Regions from separate parts of the Homo sapiens genome. Here region 1 is linked to region 2. Evidence: read pairs that join two places in POLR2A ChIA-PET (ENCODE). Cell type or tissue: HepG2. All regions are shown on one strand. Each heading gives the region's core, and the rest is flanking DNA. Links, peaks and the distances in the headings are about the cores only.

What was found. Peaks named below come from ENCODE experiments on the same cell type or tissue, not always from the same donor. Only the 100,000 strongest peaks of a DNase experiment are listed, where the experiment ranks them.
Region 1: POLR2A ChIA-PET joins it to region 2 with 5 read pairs; 1 of 35 experiments calls an interaction of 5 or more read pairs at or near these places.

What each region holds. Positions count from the first base shown.
Region 1 is chr10:5,192,673-5,201,986 of GRCh38, reverse strand. AKR1C4 (aldo-keto reductase family 1 member C4) reads right to left here and starts at 5,150. Exons shown (of 9, transcript NM_001818.5): 1 at 5,036-5,150; 2 at 1,639-1,806. The coding sequence starts at 5,119. RefSeq lists a silencer at 1,811-2,034. In HepG2, for the core only: no CTCF peak of the experiment used is centred there; a DNase peak (open chromatin) is centred at 5,806.
Region 2 is chr10:5,549,076-5,560,475 of GRCh38, reverse strand. LOC105376380 (a long non-coding RNA gene) reads left to right here and starts at 8,399. Exons shown (of 4, transcript XR_930611.3): 1 at 8,399-8,446; 2 at 9,334-9,475; 3 at 9,666-9,832; 4 at 10,095-10,858. RefSeq lists a silencer at 2,403-2,725 and enhancers at 5,929-6,451, 6,452-6,975. In HepG2, for the core only: no CTCF peak of the experiment used is centred there; a DNase peak (open chromatin) is centred at 5,995.

The DNA.
Region 1 (9,314 bases), core at 3,535-8,534, 360 kb after region 2:
ATGGTACTGGTATAAAAAATAGGCACTTAGATCAATGAAACAGAATAGAGAACACAGAAATTAGGGCAAATACTAATCTTTGTTCAACAAAGCAAACAATAATATAAATTAGGGAAAATAACCCTATTCAATAAATGGTGCTGGGACAACTGTTAAGCCACATGTATAAGAATAAAACTGGAAGCCATCTCTCACCTTATACAAAAACCAACACAAGATGGATCAAAGACTTAAGTCTAAGACCTGAAACCATAAAAATTTTAGAAGATAACATTGGAAAACTCTTCTTAACATTGGCCTGTACATTGGCCTCAGCCAAGAATTTGTCTCTAAGACCCCAAAATGCAAATGCACAAAAAGCAAAAATAAATGGGACCTAATTAAACTAAAAAGATTCTGCACAGCAAAAGAAATAATCATGCGAGTAAACAGACAACCTACAGAATGGAAGAAAGTTTTTGCAAACTATGCATCCAGCAAAGGACTGATTATCCAGAATCTACAAGGAACTCAAGTCACCAAGATAAAAACAAATAACCCTGTTGAAAAGTGGGCAAATAACATGAATAGACATTTCTCAAAAGAAGTATACAAACAGCCAACGAACATATGAAAAAATGCTCAACATAACTAATAATCAGGGAAGTACAAATTAAAATCACAATGAGATATCACCTTCTGCAAGAATGGTTATAATTAAAAAGCTGAAAAGACAGTAGAAGTTGGCATGAATGTAGTAAAAAGAGAACACTTTTACACGGCTGGTAGGAATGTAAATGAGTGTAATCTTTATGGAAAACAGTATGGAGATTCCTTAAAGAACTTAAAGTAGATCTACCATTTGATTCAGCAATCCTAATACTGGTATCTACCAAAAAGAAAAGAAGTCATTATATATAAAAAACACATACCCACACATGTTTACAGCAGTATGATTCACAATTGTAGAAATATGAAACCAATCCAAGTGCCCATCAACCAATGCATGAATAATGAAAATGTGGTATATATATATATACATCATGGAATAGTGTATATATAAAAAGGAATGAAATAATATATTTTGCAGGAACTTGGAGCTTGAGGCCATTATTCTAAGTAAAGTAATTCAGGAATGGAAAACCAAACACTGTACATTCTCACTTATAAGTGGGAACTAAGCTACGAGGATGTATAGATATACAGATTATATAATGAACTTTCAAGACTCAGTGTGGGTTAGGTTGGGAGTGAGGTGAGGGATAAAAGCCTACATAGTGAGTACGATGTCCAGTGATCGCCTGACAGCTTCACTTAAATCTCAGAATCACCAGTGTAGAATTGATTCATGTAACCAAAATCCACTTGTACCCCAAAACCTGTTGAAATTAAAATATGAATTCATAAAATAATTATACTGATCTGAGCTGAGGCTCAAAACCTAAAGTAACTTTCAAGTAGTAAATTTGAACACAACAATGATGAGAAAGGCATCATCATTCTCTGCCTTTTATTTTAGCTTTAATACCTGAATATGTGTGAATAAATTGGAACTAATAAGCACAATTCACCCACAACTACTGAACCAGTTACAGAATTGTCATCTCCACACAATCCCATTAAACACATGTGCATACATGCTCATCATAGGCACAGTACCTTTGAAGTGTAGAATATGTCTTCTCTCTTCACACTGCCATCTGCAATCTTGCTTCGGATGGCCAGTCCAACCTGCTCCTCATTATTGTATAAATAAGCAGAATCAATATGGCGGAAGCCAGCTTCTATTGCTAATTTGGTGACCTCTACAGCTCTGTTCCTCGGAACCTGAAGGAGCAACGAAAGGTAGTATTTGGTGATCAATGTGCTTGAGAGGTAGTGAAACAGGAAAAGTTCCCTTGTCCTCACAGGGTGTGCAGTGGGGGTGTGGCTCGCTTCTTCAGGCCCCCGCTGCTCAGACCTCTAGGGGAGCATACAGATGGGGGCAGGTTGTGGGACTATGACCCGTTGACAGTGTCTAGGTGTGGATGTTTACAGCTCCTGAAGCCCCAGTGGGCATGTGTTACAGGGTGCTCTTTTAGTTTTGTTCTTTAAGTTTTGCCATCTACAGGCTTGTGTTAACCAGCTCAATTAGACCCTCTACCTTATGGCAAGGACAGAGGGCTTTCTGTATCCTGAGTTCTTGCTTTGGTTTACCGGAAGGATCGGATCACACCTGGGCTTGGTGAATGAGTGCAGGGTTTCATTGAGTGGAGGTAGCTTGGGGGGAAGTCAGAAGGGGATGGAGTAGGAACGTTTTCCCCTAGAGTCCGGCTGCTCAGCAGCCTGGACTGTCTTCTGACTGCCCCAGCCAAACTCAGCGTCATTCTGCTTCTGCCAGTAGGTGGCCCGCTGGCGTACTGGTGCCTTTCGGTGCATTTCTCTAGATGTCTAGCCACCTGTGTATTCCTCTGCCGATGTGATCCTCTCAAAGTCCACCCGGTTCTGTCTCTGCCTTGTTAGGATTTGGGGTTTTTATAGGCACAGGATGGGGGCATGGCAGGCCAGGGTGGTCTTGGGAAATGCAACTTTTGGGCAGGAAAACAAAAATGCCTGTCCTCACCTAGGTCCGAGGCGGTGGAGCCGTAGCCAGGGACCACGTCCTCCTCTAGCCAGCACTTCCCTTCCCGCTTTCTGTATCATTTAAAGGGACCACGCTCTTCCCTTCCCAGCACATCCCTATCAGTAGTTCAGGCACCAGCACTGACCTTCACAAAAATCACATTATCCTCGTGTCTTGGGTTGGTTCTATATGTGGGGTGATAAACCCATCCCAATTTGCTGAAGTCTTTCCTGGTTAGTAATAAAGATTGGGTATCCCTGGACCTCTTCAGTCCCAGGCAGTTACTGGTTAATCACTAGCATGGAGTTTCCCAACAACAACCTCAGATTCAGTCATTTGTTAGAAAAATTAACAAGACTCAACTTATAAATAGTTATTATTATTTGAGACAGAGTCTCACTCTGTCACCCAGGCTGGTGTGAAGTGGGACAATCTTGGCTCACTACAAAATCTGCCCCCACCCCCACCTTCTTTACCTTGGGCTCAAGTGATCCTCCCACCTTGGCCTCCCAAATAGCTAGGACCACAGACAGGCATGATAATGCCTGGTTAAGTTTTTGTATTTTTGGTAGAGATGGGATTTCCTATGTTACCCAGGCTCAAACTCCGGAGCTCAAGGGATCCACCTGCCTTGGCCTACCAAAGTTCTGGGATTACAGGCATGAGTCACTGCATACACACTCCTAATTATTTTTAATATAGTGAAATTAACACATGGAAAAAGGCACATGGAAGAAATTATGGTAAGAATACGGTGTAAGTTCCTATGATTCGTCTCTCAGTGATGTTTCAGGAAACACACTGACTTCCTCCAGCATCACATTTTGGCAACATAGGGGAAATGTTGACTACAAGGGATGCTATTTGGAGACTCAATTCCCAAGATTTTAACTGGGTGCTGGTTAAATTGACCCAGTCTGTATAGCACACACCAAACTTCCGGTCTTGTAAAGAAAGCAGGTATACAGAAACCCCACACTTTGTACAACCAGTTAATTATAGATGCTACCCTTATCAGTTAGGAAGGGGTGAGAAATTCAACTTCTCAGATACCAGCCAGGCTCCAACTTTGAAAACAGGCGCATCTACGGGTGGCAGTCTATTGTGTTAACTCCTTTCTACACAGCCATTAGCCATTCTGTGTGCATGACAGAACTAAATACTAGGAGTAAAGACATACATTCCAAGGATGTAGATTTATACCTAAGAAATTAACTGCGACCTGTGAGAGATTAGTAAGGTACGCTTTATCCCTAAAAAATAAGACCAACTCTTTTAGAAACGATATAATTTCAGTGAAATTTAAAATTATTGACTTATCTACCAAATTTGGATAAAGATTTGAAAGGTATATTTTTTAAATGACAAAACCGTAAATGAAACAATTTTCTATTTTAATATAAGCTTTTCTGAAGCTTTCTTTTTCTAGTGAAATTAAAAGGAACTAGATGCCAGGTTGCACTACCTTCCCCTGATGCCAACCCTGATCCTCTGTTTGCTGTGCAGGCACTCAAGGTTTACCAAGGCTAGAGCTTCCGTGTTGTGCTTTTCCTTACTTCTCCTTCATGCCAATTTGCATTACAAAGTGAACCACTCCTGTCGATGGTCTTCAAGGTGTTTCTCTGTAAATTCTTACAACGTATAGTTGATCAAATTTAGACAAAAATTTTATGTGACTACTCCTTATTAACACACTTAGTAGTCTTGGAATACAAGTTTTCTTCCAGTGTAGAAATAGCTCAGTCTAGAAAAAATGTCTCCATTTTGCCCACTTCCGTGTCAGAGGGCCACCCCTATCATTTTGATACAAATCTGATGCATATTAACACGGACCAAAAATTTAAAATTTTTCTTGTGAGGTTCTAGGTTTTCCTTAGAATAAAGTTATTTTTCCTTTCAGATAATTTTCCTAGAGGTGAGAGTTGTGCAGGGCATTGTATTAAGTCCAGGACCAGTATTACTGTGTCATGCTCAAGACCACGCGGCAGCTCAGCAGTACTCTCCCAACAGTTTTCATACACCCCATCTTTAGGTGCTGTTACCACAAATGTTTCTTTTGATCACGTCTAGTAGAAGAATAAAAGATTTCTTCAACCACAGAAATAAATGGAGAAACCATTCTCACTGCAGTCATCTCCTAGAAAGGGAACTGCCAGGCAGTGTTCTTCACTGTTGAGTTTTATATATTCTGCCAAGCTGGGCAATACACAGAAACAGCATATAAAAACAGTGTATAAAATAAAAATAAGCAGTAAATTACCATATGACAGACCTCAGTGCAAAACAAACATTGACTACCTTTTCTCTTTGAACATAGAATAGCTCTAGCCCAGTAAGACAGACCACGTGAGTCACTCAGGGTAACAGAAACACAAAGCTGAACAACCCAGGTCATCGTTCACTTATTCTAGCTTTGCTCTTTTAAATGCTCAATGCTGAAAATGTGATTATTACCTCTGGAGGTGCATAGGTGCCAAATCCCAATACGGGCATGAAGTGACCATCATTTAGCTCTACACGCTGATATTTGGGATCCATTGCTTGCCACTTCTTTCACTAAGCAGATCCTGTTTCCTTCAGCAACATCTGGCATTTATATTCAGGGGTTATGTAAAACATGGGCAGGCAGTGCTGCACTGCTCCCTGGGGCTAATCAATGGCATGTAGGAGGAAGCAAGTGATGGTGTATTACACAGGCTGTGAGGAAAATTGAATCCAGTTCACTCGTTTCTTATCAAAGAGAATTTTTACATACATTATTATATAGTCAAAATATTTTTTTCTAAAGTGAAATTTTCTATTCAGAATCAATCAATCTCTCTCTCTGTCTGTCTGATAAACTCATCCAACAGGTTTATAGAATGATTGGTGATCATGTTAGACTATAAAATACCTCCAGCTACAAATCTTGTTTTTGTTCATGCCATGATGATATCCCATCTTTATCTTCTGTCATTTGAAATAATCAACCATCTTACATCTTTCTCTCAGACAGTATTCAAAAGAATGACCAGTGAGCATTTTTTTTTAGTGGTGACCCTCAATAAAGAAATTAAACAAAACCAAAGAAAATTTCTCTTTTTACGTTTTTCACCAACAAATTAATTTTGTTTCTTCTTTAATTGTAGTAGGAATATTCATTCCTGATGAAGGTGTGGTCCTGATGATGTGGCAATCCTGCAAAGGTTCAAAGGGAAAAGAAAACAGAAATTCTGACATGATGTTTATTGGAGTATTAATTATTAACAATGTTTGGACTTTGGACATCATTTGCAACATGCAAACAGTTCTTTAATAGTGTTTGTATCTTCCATCAGTTTTATAAGAAACCAGCAAAAGTAACTTCCCAAAAAGCTGATAACTATTTTATATAATTTGTGATCTTATTAAATGTTATAAAGAAAAAAGTAATTAAAATAAATTGGTGAATAATCCTCACATGGCATAATTTTACTTGTTTCTCCCATTGGAGGGCAGACTAGAACACGATGATTAGGCCGGGGGCAGTGGCTCACGCCTGTAACCCCAGCACTTTGGAAGGCCAAGGCGGTAGGTTTACTTGAGGTCAGGAGTTTGAGACCAATCAAGTGAAATCTTGTCTCTACGAAAAATACAAAAATTAGTCTGGAGTGGTAGTGGATACCTGTAATCCCAGTTACTCAGGAGGCTGAGGCAAGACAATTGCTTAAACTCAGGAGGCAGAGGTTGCAGTGAGCCAAGATTGGGTCACTGCACTCCAGCCTGGGCGACAGAGCAAGACTGTCTCAAAAAAAAAAAAAAAAACAAAAAACAAAAAACGAAGATGATTAACATCTGTGAAGAATCCATACCAATATCTGTTGTTGTCTGACATTTTAAGAATAGCCATTCTGACTGGTGTAAGATGATATCTCTATGTGCTTTTGATTTGCAACACCCTCTTTTCTTCTATTCACTTCTTCCTAAAAGGAACAATAAAAGAAAATAATTAGGTAAATTACTATACATTGAAGCAATGGAATATAATAGAGCCATTTAAAAATTTTCACACAGAGTGTCATCAGCAGGATGGTAGATTAGAAAGCTCTCAAATCTCCCATGGAATTATCAAAAAACAATCTGAAATGAACTAAAATAAACTCATTTATTTATAGAGTGGCTCAGTAGAGATGCAGGGTGACTATAGATGCACAGATGCCACTGGCAAGAGATTAGGGGGAAGAGACATACAATAGGCCATCTATGGCACTTAGGAGAAGCTGAGCTGTGAATTTTTGACATGATAAGGTATTCAAAACCATTGGGTATTTGGAGAAATCAAATAGGGCACACAGAGTCTAGGCAGATGCACGTTCAGAAAAGAACTGAGAAGACCTTAAGTTTTCATGTAGGGCTGATGTCGAGACTAAGAATATGCCAAGCATATTAGCTGATCATTGTCATGACACAGAATATATATAGATTATGAAATGTGGCTGTTTTTCAAATGTGCGATAAAAACAATAACAAAGCTACAAAGAAACAGGAAAACAGCGTTCATTATGAGGAAGAAAATAAACTGACAAACTGTGAAGAATTACAGGCATTGATATTAGTAAGGAAAGACTTTCGGATTTTTATTTCTTATTAAAGTCTTAAAAATTATTTTAGATTAAATAGGCACATGTGTAGGTTTGTTATATAGACACATTACATACTGGTGAGGTTTGGGCCTCTGGTGTACACATCACTTAAATAGTGAACATTGTACCCAATAGGAAGTTTTGTCATCTTTGCCCCTGTCTCCACCTTTCTCCCTTTTGAAGTACTTGATGTCTATTATTTCCATGTTTATGTCCGTGTGTACACATTGTTTAGCTTCCCCTTATAAATGAGAATATGTGGTATTTTGTTGTGCTTGTACGATAGTTTACTTAGAATAATATCCTTTAGTTCCATCCATGCTGCTGAAAAGGACTTAATTTCACTCTTTTTAGTGGATGCTTAGTATTCCATAAGCATATATGCTTAGTATACGTATGTACACTTAGTATATATATATATGCATATTAGTATGTATATGCACATTTTGCCTTCTTTCCACATCCACACTGATATTTGTTGTTTTTTGACATTTTAATAATAGTCATTCTGACTGGTGCAAGATGACATCTCAATGTGCTTTTAATTTGCATTTTTCTGATGACTATTAAAAACAGTTTCCTGTATATTTGTCAGCTGCTTGTATGTCTTCATTTGATGAATGTCTGTTCATGTCTTCTGCCTAGTTTTTAATGGGATTGTTTGTGTTTTACTTGTTGAGTTGGTTTGAGTTCCTTATAGAATCTAAATAAAAGTCCTTTGTTGGAGCCTAAATTTGAAAATATTTTTCCCATTCTGTAGATATTCTGTTGATTATTTCTCTTGCTGCCCATAAGTTTTTTAGTTTAATTCCCATTTATCTGTCTTTGTTACATTTCCTTTTTGGCATCTTCATCATTATATCTTGGCCTAGCTCAATGTCCAGAAGAGTTTTTCCAAGGTTTTCTCCTAGGACATTCATAGTTTCAGATTTTCCTTGTAGGTCCTTAATCCACGTTGACTTAACTTTGCCAATGGTAAGAGATAGGGGTTTAGTTTCATTATTCAGCTTTGGCTAGCCAATTTTCTCAATACCATTTAATGGTTACAGTGTCCTTTTCTCATTGTTTGTTTTTCTTTAACTTTGTCAAAGATCAGTTTGTTGTATGTATGTAGCTTTATTTCTAGGTTCTCTATTCTTATTTATCCACGTGTCTACTGTTGTATCAGTACCATGTTATTTTAGTTACTATAGTCTGTTAGTATAATTTGAAGTCAGGTAAAGTGATACCTGTGACTTTGTTCTTTTGCTTAGGATTGCCTTTTTATGAAATTTAGATTTTTTTGTAATTATATGAAGAATAATGTTGGTACTTTGTTAGGAACTGCATTGAATCAGTAGTTTGCTTTGGGCAGTATGATCATTTTCATGATATTGATTCTCCCAATCCATAAGCATGGTAATCTTTTTATTTGCTTGTTTCATCCATGATTTTTTTCATCAGTATTTTGTATTTCTCCTTGTAGAGATCTTTCACCTGCTTAATTTTATTTATATCTAGATATTTTATTCTGTTTTTGTCTATTGCAAATGGGACTGAATTATTAATTGGGTTTTAGCTTCAACATTATTGGTGTATAGAAATGCTACTGATTTTTCTACATTGATTTTGTATCTTCAAATTTTATTGAAGTTTTTTTTTTTCAATCAAGCAGTCCTTTGAAGGAGTCATTATAGTTTGATAGGTATAAAATCATGTCATCAGAAAAAAATTGATAATTTGAATTTCTCTTTTCCAACTTGGATGGCTTTTATTTTTTTCTACTGCCTGGGTTTTCTGGTGAGGACCTCCAGTTCTATGTTAAGTAAGAGTGGTGACAATGGACATTCTTGTCTTTTGCCAGTTCGTAGGGTGAATGCTTTCAACATTTTCCTATTCAGGAAGACGTTGGCTGCAGGTTTGTTATGTAAGACTTATTATTTTGAGATATGTCTTCAATACATAGTTTATTAAGGGTTTTATGAGAAAGAAATGTTGGATTTTATGCAATGCTTTATGTCTCTTTTGAGATGATCATATGGTTTTTGTTTAAATCTTAGTTATATGGTGAATCAAATTTATTAATTTGTGAATGTTGAAACATCCTTTATTCCTGCAAGAAAACCCACTTGATCATGATAAATTATCTCTTC
Region 2 (11,400 bases), core at 3,952-8,951:
TTCCAATAATCTCTAATCTCTGAACAATGTCAACCCATCACTCCTAGATCTTTCAGGCACTCCCCATCCCCCCACGCTGACCCTTTCCTGTCTCACACACACTGTCTGGAGATAAAACTGTGGGGGGCGGAGGTCTGGGAAAGAGAGAGAGACACATACACACAGAGAGTCAGAAAGAGAGATCAGAGAGACAGAGAGACAGAGACAGAGACAGAAAGAGTTAGTGAGATCAGAGACAGAGATTCAGAGAGATCAGAGAGAGAGTCAGAGAGACAGAGACAAGAGAGAGGGACTCAAATATGTTTCAGACAAGAACCTGAAGCAATTGAGTCAAAGTTCTGCAAAAAAAAAAACCCACGAAATTTAATTTTAGATGGAAAAAAAATGACGAACCCCTTTGAGGCCTGCCTGTTAGTTTTGGTTGTGTGTCATTGTTTAAATATTCTTTGCATTTCCCCTCGCCAAAGACTCTAGTTAAATTAGAGCCAGCTTAAAGCACGCTTTATTTATGGCCGTGCCTACCCCCAAGCCTCGGGGTTGTTTTGAGCCAGCAGGGAAGGTGTACTTAATATAGAGCAGGAGGGTATGTGTGCAATGTTCTTTGAATGATGATTGCAAGGTGCACAGAGAAGATTTGACTTTATTTAGACATTCGGTTTCTTCACAGTCTCCTCTCTGGAAGGGCTCTTGGCTTCCTCTCCAGACAGCATGTGTGTGGTAAGGAAAAAGCCTGCATGTGGAGGTCTGTGGGAGGAGGTGTGACTGCAGGATCGGGGTAAAAGATTTTCATTATGAGGGAGGGTGCGTCACCCACACTAGGAATTCCCAGGAGGTGCAGTTTGATTAAATATTTGTATGGTCCAGGTTACCCTCAGCTACCCCGATAGTGGGTGCTCCCCGAGGCAGTGTGTATTTTGGGGAACAGTAAAAAAAATCCACGCTGCTTAATCAGAGATAAAACATTCAGAGACGGCAATGATTGGTGCATACCTGCGTGGAGGGTCTACACTCTAAAATATTTGCCAGCATATTATTCTCAACTTATGAAGCAACACACCAAGGCATTCTGGGTAGAGGGGGAGACCCATAAAAAAGCTTGTGCCTTTAATAAAATGTGTACCGGCCGAGCGCGGTGGCTCACACCAGTAATCCCAGCACTTTGGGAGGCCGAGACAGGAGGATCTCTTGAGCCCAGAAGTTTGAGGCCAGCCTGGGCAACACGGTGAAACCCCATCTCTACAAAAAATACACAAATTAGGTAGGTGTGGTGGTGCATGCCTGTGGTCCCAGCTACTCAAGAGGCTGAGGCAGGAGGATCACTTGAGCCGGGGAGGTCAAGGCTGCAGTGAGCTGAGGTCGCACCATTGCACTCCAGCTGGGGTGACAGAGCAAGACACTCTGCCTCAAAAAACAAAATAAGCAAAAAAACCACGTACTTTCATAAAGCTGAGTTGTGTTTGCAAGGACACGTCTCCCCTATAAGGAAGACTTGGGAGAGAATTGATGCTGAGAACACCAGAGCTATCCTCAGACAGTGCACTCCTTGTTTTAAACTAAATTCAGTAAATATTTTGGAGGATTTTTGATGTGTCAGATACACTCACTCTTTGTCCAGGGCAACTGGGAACTGGACGAAGGGCAGGACCTGGGGTTCCTGAGTCTGCTCAGTTACTCAGGAGCAGCCCAGTACCACCCGGGCTCCAGAGAGCCTGTTCCCTCTGAGGGGACGTCGGGGGCCCTCCAGAGGAAGGCGACCTTAGAGGTGCACCTGCCAGATAGGTGGGTGCTCTTCCTGTGCCCTGGCACAGCTTGAGGGTGTGAAGGCAGCCGAGTCTCCTTCCTGGGGACAGTGGCCTCGCCTCTCCCTCCTGGGCAGCAGCTTGCCTCCAGGAAGGTGGCCGAGGGCACCGACTCCTTCCCCAGTGGTGGAGGATTGGGGCTGCAGTCAGGGGTGGGGGCAAATGGCTAAGGAGGCAGCGTGGGGGTGGCGTCCAGCCCTGTGCAGTGCCCTTGCCCCCACCGCTTGCCCTTCTAGCTTCTGGACTAACCCCTGCTGCCTCCGCCCAGGCTCCTCTGGGGGTCAGAGCAAAGAGGACAGGGTGAGGGGACATGGTGCTGCTGGTTCCGGGTGCTGCCTTCACCCTGGGAAGCTGGCGCCAGCTTTCTTGGGTGGGGGCTGCATTTACATAATGGTGAGTTCTCTGGAGGAACACCCCCAGCAGCATACGGGGTCCTCAGCACCACAGCATTCCCTGATGGGCAGATGACCCCTCCGGCCTCTCTGTGCCTCCTGCATCTTCCTGCCGTGGTCACCCTGGCCACCTCCTTCCCGATGAGCCCAGCCCTTCCCCGGCCACCTCCTTCCCGATGAGCCCAGCCCCTCCCCGGCCACCTCCTTCCCGATGAGCCCAGCTCCTCTGCAGCACCCACTCAGCTCCGGGGACCCTTGCGCTCCCCACGACATGCCACAGGGCACACTGTTGAGTGACGCTGGCCGGTTCTCCTGGTTCTGCCCAGAGACCCCCAGGGGCGCTGCTCTCAGGCCTCTTCCCTGGAGCACTGAGCTTCCCGGCCACGTGTCGCACAGCCTCCTGGCAGCCTCAGGGACAGATACCCCTCAGCCAGGCAGCCCAGCGGGGGGTCTCAGGACCTGCTCCCTTGGCTGGTAGTTGGAATGCGGGGGCAAAGAGCAACTCCTTTCCTACCCTTCCCTCGGGGAAAGGGGAAGACATGCCCTGTCCACTCCCAGACCCTCCCAAGGGAAAAGAGGCTGCAAAACACCATTTGGTGAGAGGCCTGGTGGAGCCAGGAGACGCAGGCGCTCAGGGAGAGACAGGCCCCTCCACACCGGGGCCTCCTTCTGGAAACTTAGTTAGAATTTGTCCCTGAATTATAATAAGACAGCCTCTACTTTGAAAAGAAACCGGCTTTGATGTATTGTTTGGCGGCAGCTCCCCAACACTGAGATCTGACGTGCCCCCAGATTCCCTGGGCTCAGAAAACAGGACACGCCGAGGACATAGAAGCCTGGGTGAGCAGACCCCAAGGGAAGCCCCGGTGTTAGAGAGGAACCTCCCTCCGGAAAGACGCCGGGTTCCTCAGAGGGCCGTTTTCATGTGAGATGGGGATGTTTTATTGGGTGCAGTGGCAGGACCAAGGGCTGGGAGCAGGGAACCTCTGGGCTTGCCCTGGAAGCTTCCATATGGGGGCAGCCAGGCAGAAGCCTGTGGGGTGAGTGCTGCATGCCACAGGGGTGGAGGAGTGGGCTCCCTGGAGGAAGATCTCCTGATCCTCAGGCCTCCTCCAGCACCAGGCGCAGAGCTTCCGCCACCAAGGATGTTCCAGCAGAGACCACACAGCCGCGTGGCCTGGACTCGAAGCCATCGAAGTTTTGAATCTCTAAGTCCTTATTTCTTGCCAGCCCAACTATTAATAAATCAAAAGCTCCTTGGAGCGTTGGTTTTTATTTTCTTCTCCCCTAGAACAGTGTGGAAGGAATGAGTGCCTGCTGCCCATGGCCAAGAGACCCCTGACCCCTGGTGATGAGGAAGCTCTTGCTTGTCACTCAGCCCCACATGGTCTGGCATTCACGAGCCCAGTCATCACTTTCTAATCAGGAGATGTCTTATCCTTTTATGGTTTTGTTCCCACCCTTGCGAGGTCAGCTGAGGGTTGACCCTTTGTCTCAGGAAGGTGGCAGGAGCCAGAGAGGAGCAGCCCGAGGTGCTCGGAATTGTACCTGCTCAGGAAGCCAGGCATAGAGTCCACGAAGCTTCACTCCTGAGCCCCTGGGGAGCATTCCTGGCAGCGTCGGCACAGGCAGAACCATGGAAGGAGTCGGCGTCCACCCCGGGACTTGGTGGTACCCAGTCTTCTCCTTGCACACAAATGCCACCGTGCCTGTCATTCAAGTATTGCTTTACCTAAAAGGCTTGAATTTGGAGGGGGAGGCAGGGGACATTTTCATCTCCTAAACAAGGTATTTCTATAGTATAGTCGTTGCTTATCAAAATCACACCTTACTTTTGAAATTTAAAAACATGCAAAAAATATATTTGAGCAGTTCTCCCTTGGAGTAAGGGGATCCCCATTACAAGTGCAAAATCCTCCTTGAGGGGTAGAACCAGCTCATTAACCCCGTCACTCCCTCCGAACCCTTAAGCATGGCTAGTTTGTTAGATTACATACCACAGAATGATCTGGAAAGAAGGATTGCATAACTCGTCAAGGAGAGTGTTGGTTTTGGGCATGGCATGGGGGTGGTGGGTTGGCTGGGAGGGAGATGTGTAGGTCTGAGGTCCCTGAGAAATCCCAGTGTCACAACATGGCTGAGCCCAGGGCATTTAGGAGGCTGTGGGCTAGAGGGCCAGAGTCTTCCAGCTGTGCTTCTCAGAGACCTGGGGGTCGGTGGGAGGTCTTCTCCCATCCCCTCTTCAACTGCAGCTTGGCTGCTTGGCTGTGCTTTATAGACTGGCTTAACTCATGAGAGTCCATCGGAAGGGCTCTTGGCTAAAAAAAAGTGTTGCCAGGTGCCGTGACTCACACCTGTAATCCCAGCACTTCGGGAGGCCAAGGTGGGAGGATTGCTTGAGCCCAGGAGTTTGAGACCAGCATGGGCAACATAGCGAGACCCTGTTGCTACAAAAAATCTAAAAATTAGCCTGGTGTGGTGGTGCAGGCCTGTAGTCCCGGCTACTCAGGAGGCTGAGAGGCAGGAGCATGACTTAAGCTCAGGAGTTCAAGGCTGTGGTGAGCCATGATCATGCCACTGTACTCCAGCCTGTTCAGCGTGCAATGGCACAATCATGGCTCACCACAGCCTGTGCCTGTGACAGAGACTCCAAATCTAAAACATAAAGAAAGGAAAAGAGTGTGAAGCTGCTGATGCAATCCCCTTGTCTCAAGTGATAGACAAGATGTCTGGGGTTCAAGATTGCCGATGTGTCCACGGGCATGGGGTGTTGGTGCAGCCCTGGACCTGGGGCAGGGGGCTGTGTGCAACCAGGCCTGGTCAGCATTGCTGTCGCTACTACTCTTGTGCAACAAGTGGGGACAACACAGCGCAGCACGGAGCGTTTTCTGAGAAAGGCCGGGGGGTCCGGAGTGTGAAAGGACACCTCAGGGCTGGGGCATGGCAGGGAAGGCTCTGGGTGCTGAGTGCTTGCAGTCCAGGGGGCTTCGGAGCTGCTGAGAGAGGACGAGCCTTGGGTGCTTGACAGTTCTGCGGACAGTTCAGAGGCTGCAAACGCTTCCTGACTCCCCAGGACTGGTATTCTAAACTTGGAACTCGCAGTGCGCTCTTGGCGGGCTTCAGAAAGTTCACGAACACCCTGAACTTGTACCAAAACATTATGTGCATGGGCGTTTCTCTGGAACCGCGGTCCAGGGCGAGGGAAGTTTGTGATAATTGCATTTTTGAAGGAGCAAAGGACCCCTGCTGGGGTACGTCACATGGGGACCCAGGGCCCATCCTGTCTGGCCCTTTTCTCTCCACTTCAGCAGGAAAACACACACACACACACACACACACACACGAGTCTTCAAACTTGGAATAGTGATTGCACTGCTAGAATGCTTATTTGTGTGTGCAGGTGTAGCTTTAGAGATGGAGGCAGGGAGAAGGACTATGCATTCTGAGAGAGGGAGGGATTGAGAGAGAGAGAGAGAGTGTGTGTGTGTGTGTGTGTGTGTGTGTGTGTGTGTGTATGTCAGCAGGAATCTGAAAGTACAGCTTGGTGACTGTAAGGGCTGGAGGTGTCGGTGTTTTCTTGCCTGTTCCTTCTCTCTGAACAGAGCTCTCTGTTTGGAAGACCTGTCTTAGCTGTTCCTTCAAAAGTTCTGTGTGTTCTCCTCTGATCTGAGCTGACTTTCGGGGCATGGCTCCAATGGTTTGCCAGCAACTTAGGCCAACGGCAACAGCGGAAACCGAGACAGCTCTGCAAAAATATTTGTTTAATTAGCAGAAACGATCTGTGATCAGAATCCATGTTTAACGACCTGGCTTACAGCCAAGCTCAACACATTTTCCTTCAGGACTGTTTTTGGTGTTGAACTGAGCAAATTCAGCTCTGACCTTCATCCTGGCTGGGGGAGGGGAGACGCCCCACCCTGCTCAGACCCTGGGCTTTTTATTGAAAGGCAGTGCCAGGCACACTCTGATGGGTCTTGGGGGAGACCAAGGGTGCCCTGCTCAATGTCAGCCCTGACTCTGTGCCACGTGCACTCAGCTCTGCCACGGAGGTGCATGGCTCTGTAGACGTGGACGGTGAGCTGGGGAGGAAGGTGGTCTTGGAGAGAAATGCCCCATGGGGAGCTGAGACCTGTGTGTCATGGGATCATCCTGGATTTGGCTTAAAATCCACGTGGCTGTGGAAATCCCAGGGTGCACCGAGGATCTGTGGGGGAGCAGGGGTAAGTCCAGGTGAACCTCGAGCTGTTCTCAGCCCTGAGGTTTGGGTCACTCCGAGAGCACTTGGGTCTCTGCCGAACGGCACAGATCATTCTCAGGCCCTTACAACCATCCGGGTCACTCTAGAATTCCTTTTAGGACTCCTGGGCTGGGCTGTGGCTATTCAGGACTCTGGGTAAGAGCCCTTGGAGTCACCTGGGAGGTAGAATCGCCATTTTCTAGCAGCCATCTTGAATGGCAGATTCCCTGCAGTTCAAGCTGGGGCTGCCCAAGGGGTTCTGGGGGGTCCTGGGTGCCTTCCAGTTGCCCCTCCAGGTGCACCCCCTCCTCCCCCAGGACACTGACCGGCGGGGGCCATCGTGGGGGACCTTGTGCTCTCTGGCTCTGGCTGGCTCAGCCAGTGGGAGCCTGTGGGGCTGGGAGGGAGGAGGGTGTGATGAGGCATCTCCTTCCCGCTGGGCTCCTCCCCACCTCTTTCCTCCTTTTCCAAGTCCCCTGACCATCCCTCCCCTATCTCTCCAGGTCTCTTAAATTACCACGGTGCCAGCTACATGGCCCGGGTGGGTGGTTCCCCACACTGCCTACCCCTTCATACCTCGCCCCATTACACCCTCCTGGAATCATTCTCACTGGAGGCTGCACCGTTTCCTGCTGCCCACGATGAACAAAGCAGGAAACTGTCTTTTCCAGACTTCCCCACGAAGTGAGGTTTTGACGACCTCATTCTCCAAGAGCAAACCCAGCCCCTGGAGTCCGTTCTTTCCCTGCGCGCGTGGACACCCCTGCAGCAGTGGCTCCTTTTGGTGGCCGCTCTTCAGACACGTGCTAGAGAGCAATCATTGATGACAACGTTTTCTTTCAAAAGGCCCAGAAAACAAAATTAAATCTTGGGACTCGAAGCTTCCTGGGCCTGTGCCACGAAGGCCCATGCTTAGCCGGTCTGGTGCCAGGCTCTGTGACGTGTGGAAACCAGGCCCACCGACCACACAGCAGTGGCTGAGGATGGCTCCCTCCTCGGCTACTCTCTGAAATGGTAGAGGCCACTCTCATGGCTGAGTGGTCTCCGCCGTTCTGCAGAGGTGTGGATAAGAACAGGAGTTCCTGCTTGTCTCCTAGGGGTCCGTATTGAACGTTGGCAATCAGTGGAAATCCTGTCTCAGGCCCTCTCGGGGCCCCACACTGATCATTGTATTTAAATCCTCCCAGTGTCCTGCAGACACCTACCTCCCAGACCAAAGAGGGACCTTGCTGGTGGCCAGGAAACAAGCTGAAGCACAGAGAGGAGAGAAAGAGACAGAGTTGGGTCCTCGGGTCACCTTAAAAGGCTGTGAGACTTTTTGCCAGGGCAGGGCCTGGCGGGTGGTGGAGATGCAGGATGAAGGACTTAAGGAGGGATCTTTTACTTTCAGTGTGAAAGTGACCTGTGTTTTTATGAGGGGGCTAGAGAAATACTCAGAATCTGAGAGCAGGCAGTTGGAGTGGGATCTCAGCAAACTTCCGTGTCTGCATGGTCCTGCAACCATCGCCCTGGACAGAGGTCTCAGCTGGGTAGAGATGGACGGTTGTCAGGGCACAGCCTGTCCTTAGGGGGTGCTAGGAATGGGGATTGGGGTGAAGAGGAGTTCAGGAAAGAGGGGTGAGGCATGGGGAACCTGCTGGCTTAGAGGATGCAAAGGGGCAGGTTTTATGGACGCTTTATGCAGGTCCCTTTCATAAAGATACTTGCCCAGCCTGAGCAGAAACCCACACCCTAGAGTTTGTTTCTTCCCTGTGGGCACCCCCCGCCCCCGCAGCAGCGGCTTCTTTCAGTGGCAGAGGCTGACTCTTTTTGCAGCTTCTCCAGCACTTGCAAATGCAACTTCCTTGCACCCACTTCAGACACTTTACAGCTGGAACCCCTTCCTTCAAGGTTAGGGGCCCAGGCCCACAGCCCCTACCTCCAAGTTTCCACGTTTGAAGAATCCCAACCTTTTCCCTTTGCCTCCTCAGCCTCAGGGGTGACACCTCAGAGCTCCTGTTTACCTCTTTAGCCACCAGGTTAGTAATTTTACACCCATGCAAGTGTGTACAGGAATCTTCCGGATCCAAGTGGCTGGTGTGGGCGTTGTCTTCTGTCTGAACCCTGGCCCTTGTCTGTGCAGATTCCTCCCCTCCTGTCCGGGAGAGAAGAGACAGTTTCGATGTCATGTGGAGACAGGAGGCTGTGGTCAACGAGGGGAGGCTGTGGTCAACGAGGGGAGGCTGTGGTGGGGGGTGGCGTTCTGAGTCACTTGGCTGGCTTGGGAATGTGAGCTGGGCCAGGTGCACCTTAGAGAGCCTGGGTGGTGCTGGGGACCTTCAGGCTCTGGAGTCCTGGGTGACCCTGACAGGTGCATGTACCCACATCTCCTTGGCCCCTGTCTCTGTTGCTAATGTCCCTGCACAGACCCCCCCCAGCCGTCATTTACAGATTCCCAGCAGTGAAGCACACGGGCTTAGGTTAAAATCACTGAGCCCCTTGCACAGCGGCCTTCTGGTCCCCTCTGCTGTAAGGCAGGACCACCTGTCAGCCCCTGTCTTCTGGGGACCCCACTAGGCCTAAGAGATGAGGCTGTGGGGTTCTGTCTTCTGGAGGCCCCACTAGGCCTAAGAGATGAGGCCGGCGGCGGAGGTCTGGCCTGGAAGAGAAATGTGGTGAGTCACCCCAGGCCTGACAGATTCACTCAGACCTGGTCCTTCTGCTCCTAGGCTGAGCCATCTCTCAGGGACCCTCCTGCCCTCCTTCACCTCTCACCTGGCCTGCCCCAACCAGTTCTCCAGGCAAGCCCAAACCAGTTCCACCTGGTTTGTGACTGTGTTTGGAAAGAGGGTCTTTGCCGAGGTAATTAAGTTAAAATGAGGTCATGTGAGTGGGCCCTGAGCCAGTCTGATGGGTGTCCTTACAGGAAGACATTAGGACTCCCAGAGGGTGACTCCAGGGGCAGGTGGCTTGGAGGACTGGCCGTGCAAGGAGGCAGCAAAGGGGCGGCCATCTGCAAGCTGAGGGCAGAGGCCTTGGAGGAAGCAGCCCTGCCAGTGCTGGTAACTGTGAGTGCATCTGTCTCTGTTGGTCAAGCCGGCAGCCTGGGGCATTTTGCTGAGGCCGCCCCAGCCGCCTAGCATAGTCGCCAATAAGTCCCCGAGGTTCTGGTGTGCTCTCTGGACTAGTTTCCTGGGGTGGCTGCAACAAATTGCCACAAACACAGTGGTTTAAACCACGCAAATGTCGCTCCCGCAGCCTGCAGGTCGGAAGTCCAAACCAAGGTGCTGGAAGGGCTGGTTCCTTCCGGACCCTTCAGGGGAGAATCTTTCTGCCTCTTTGGCTTCTTGAGGCCCCTTCCTGGCATTGCTTCTTTCTCCACTGACTCCTACCATCAGCGCTGAGTCCTGCCTGCCTCTTATAAGGTACTTCTTTCTCCACTGACTCTTACCATCAGCGCTGAGTCCTGCCTGCCTCTTATAAGGCGCTTCTGGGATGACTCCTGGTGCACCCAATAATCCAGGGTCATCTCTCCAGATCCAGGTTCATAACCCAATCACCCCCACAAAGGGAGGTCACGTGTTCCCAAGCTCCAGGGATCAGGAGGAGGGCATCTTTGGGGGTGATACTATGCAGCTGACCACAGCCTCTCTCCACCTGGGCTCCCACACCCACCCTATTCTGCAGATCTTCAGAGGCCACCTGGGATGTCAGAAGCTTCCAGGAACCAGGAGGTAGCTGCATCTCCTGTCCCTTCCCTGAGTCACCTTGCTGGACTCCACAGTGTGGTGCAGACAAGAAGCTGCAGGGGACAACATGGAAGGAAGCGGGGATGGAGGAGATGGAATGGGATGGGCTCTGGGCCCGGCCAAGCAGAGCAGGATAGGGCTGAGAGTCATCTGAGCACAGGTGGTTCAAATGGCAGAGAAGCTCCACGCTGGAGCGGGGAAGAGCTTGGGCTTTCCGGCCAGAAAGCGCAGGTTTTGGCCACGGCTCTTCTGCCACTCACTAGATGTGGGAGTTTGGAGGCGTTACCCGAGCTCTGAGCCTTACTTTCCTCATCTGAAAAATGGGAATAATGGTAGGGTTAAATTAAACCAAATTTGGTCTGAGGATGCCTCTGCACTTTGAGTCCAACTGCGACCTTAGCAGCAAATGAACTGCAGGCCTAGCTTAGGAGTGTACTTTTGTAAGAAATAGCCGAGTCTTAGCCAATCACAGCAGCTGAGCTTCTATAAATCGCAGGTGGCTGCTGAGTAGTCCATGTTCAAACACGGCAAACCAAGCTGTGACCAATGAGCTGTCTCTGCAGCTCACTTCCATTTTCTGTCTATAAACACTCCCTGCCCACACTGTGGAGTGGAGCTCAGCCCTTGGAACCTCTTCTGGTCTGAGGGCTGCCCACTTCATGAATCCTTTGCTTAATTAAACTCAATTCATTTCAAATGAAACTCAATTGATTGCTAGATTAATTTAAATTTAATTCGTCTAAAGTTTTCTTTTAACAGTTCCTACCTTGTTGAGTTGTCGTGGGAATCAAGTGGAAATTTCTTTTTCACATGGAAAGGGCTTAGCATAGCCTGGCACGTGCTGAGTGTTCAGTGCACACTGGTTATGATGATCACAGTTAGTGTCTCCATCTTTGGTCTGTTCAGCGCTACAGTGTTTGGGGGCCAGCTAGGCAGTGCTGCAGCTGCAGCTCTGTGTGTGTGTGTGTGTGTGTGTGTGTGTGTGTGTGTGTGTGTGTGGAGGGGGCTGTGAGATTGGCGGGCTCAGGAGAAGATGACTACTAGCTGTTGCCAAAGTTTCTTTTCTGCAAGGGAAAGCCACAAGTCACTGGCTCCAATGTGGACTTTTAAAAGGCCTTCCTTCCTTTCTCTCTTACTTCTGGGGAGCCCATGGATAGGAAATGGCACTAAACTGACTTCATCTCTGTACCCTGATGCCTCCATCGCCCTCAGAGTTTACGCCCTCGATGAATCACTTAGAGTGA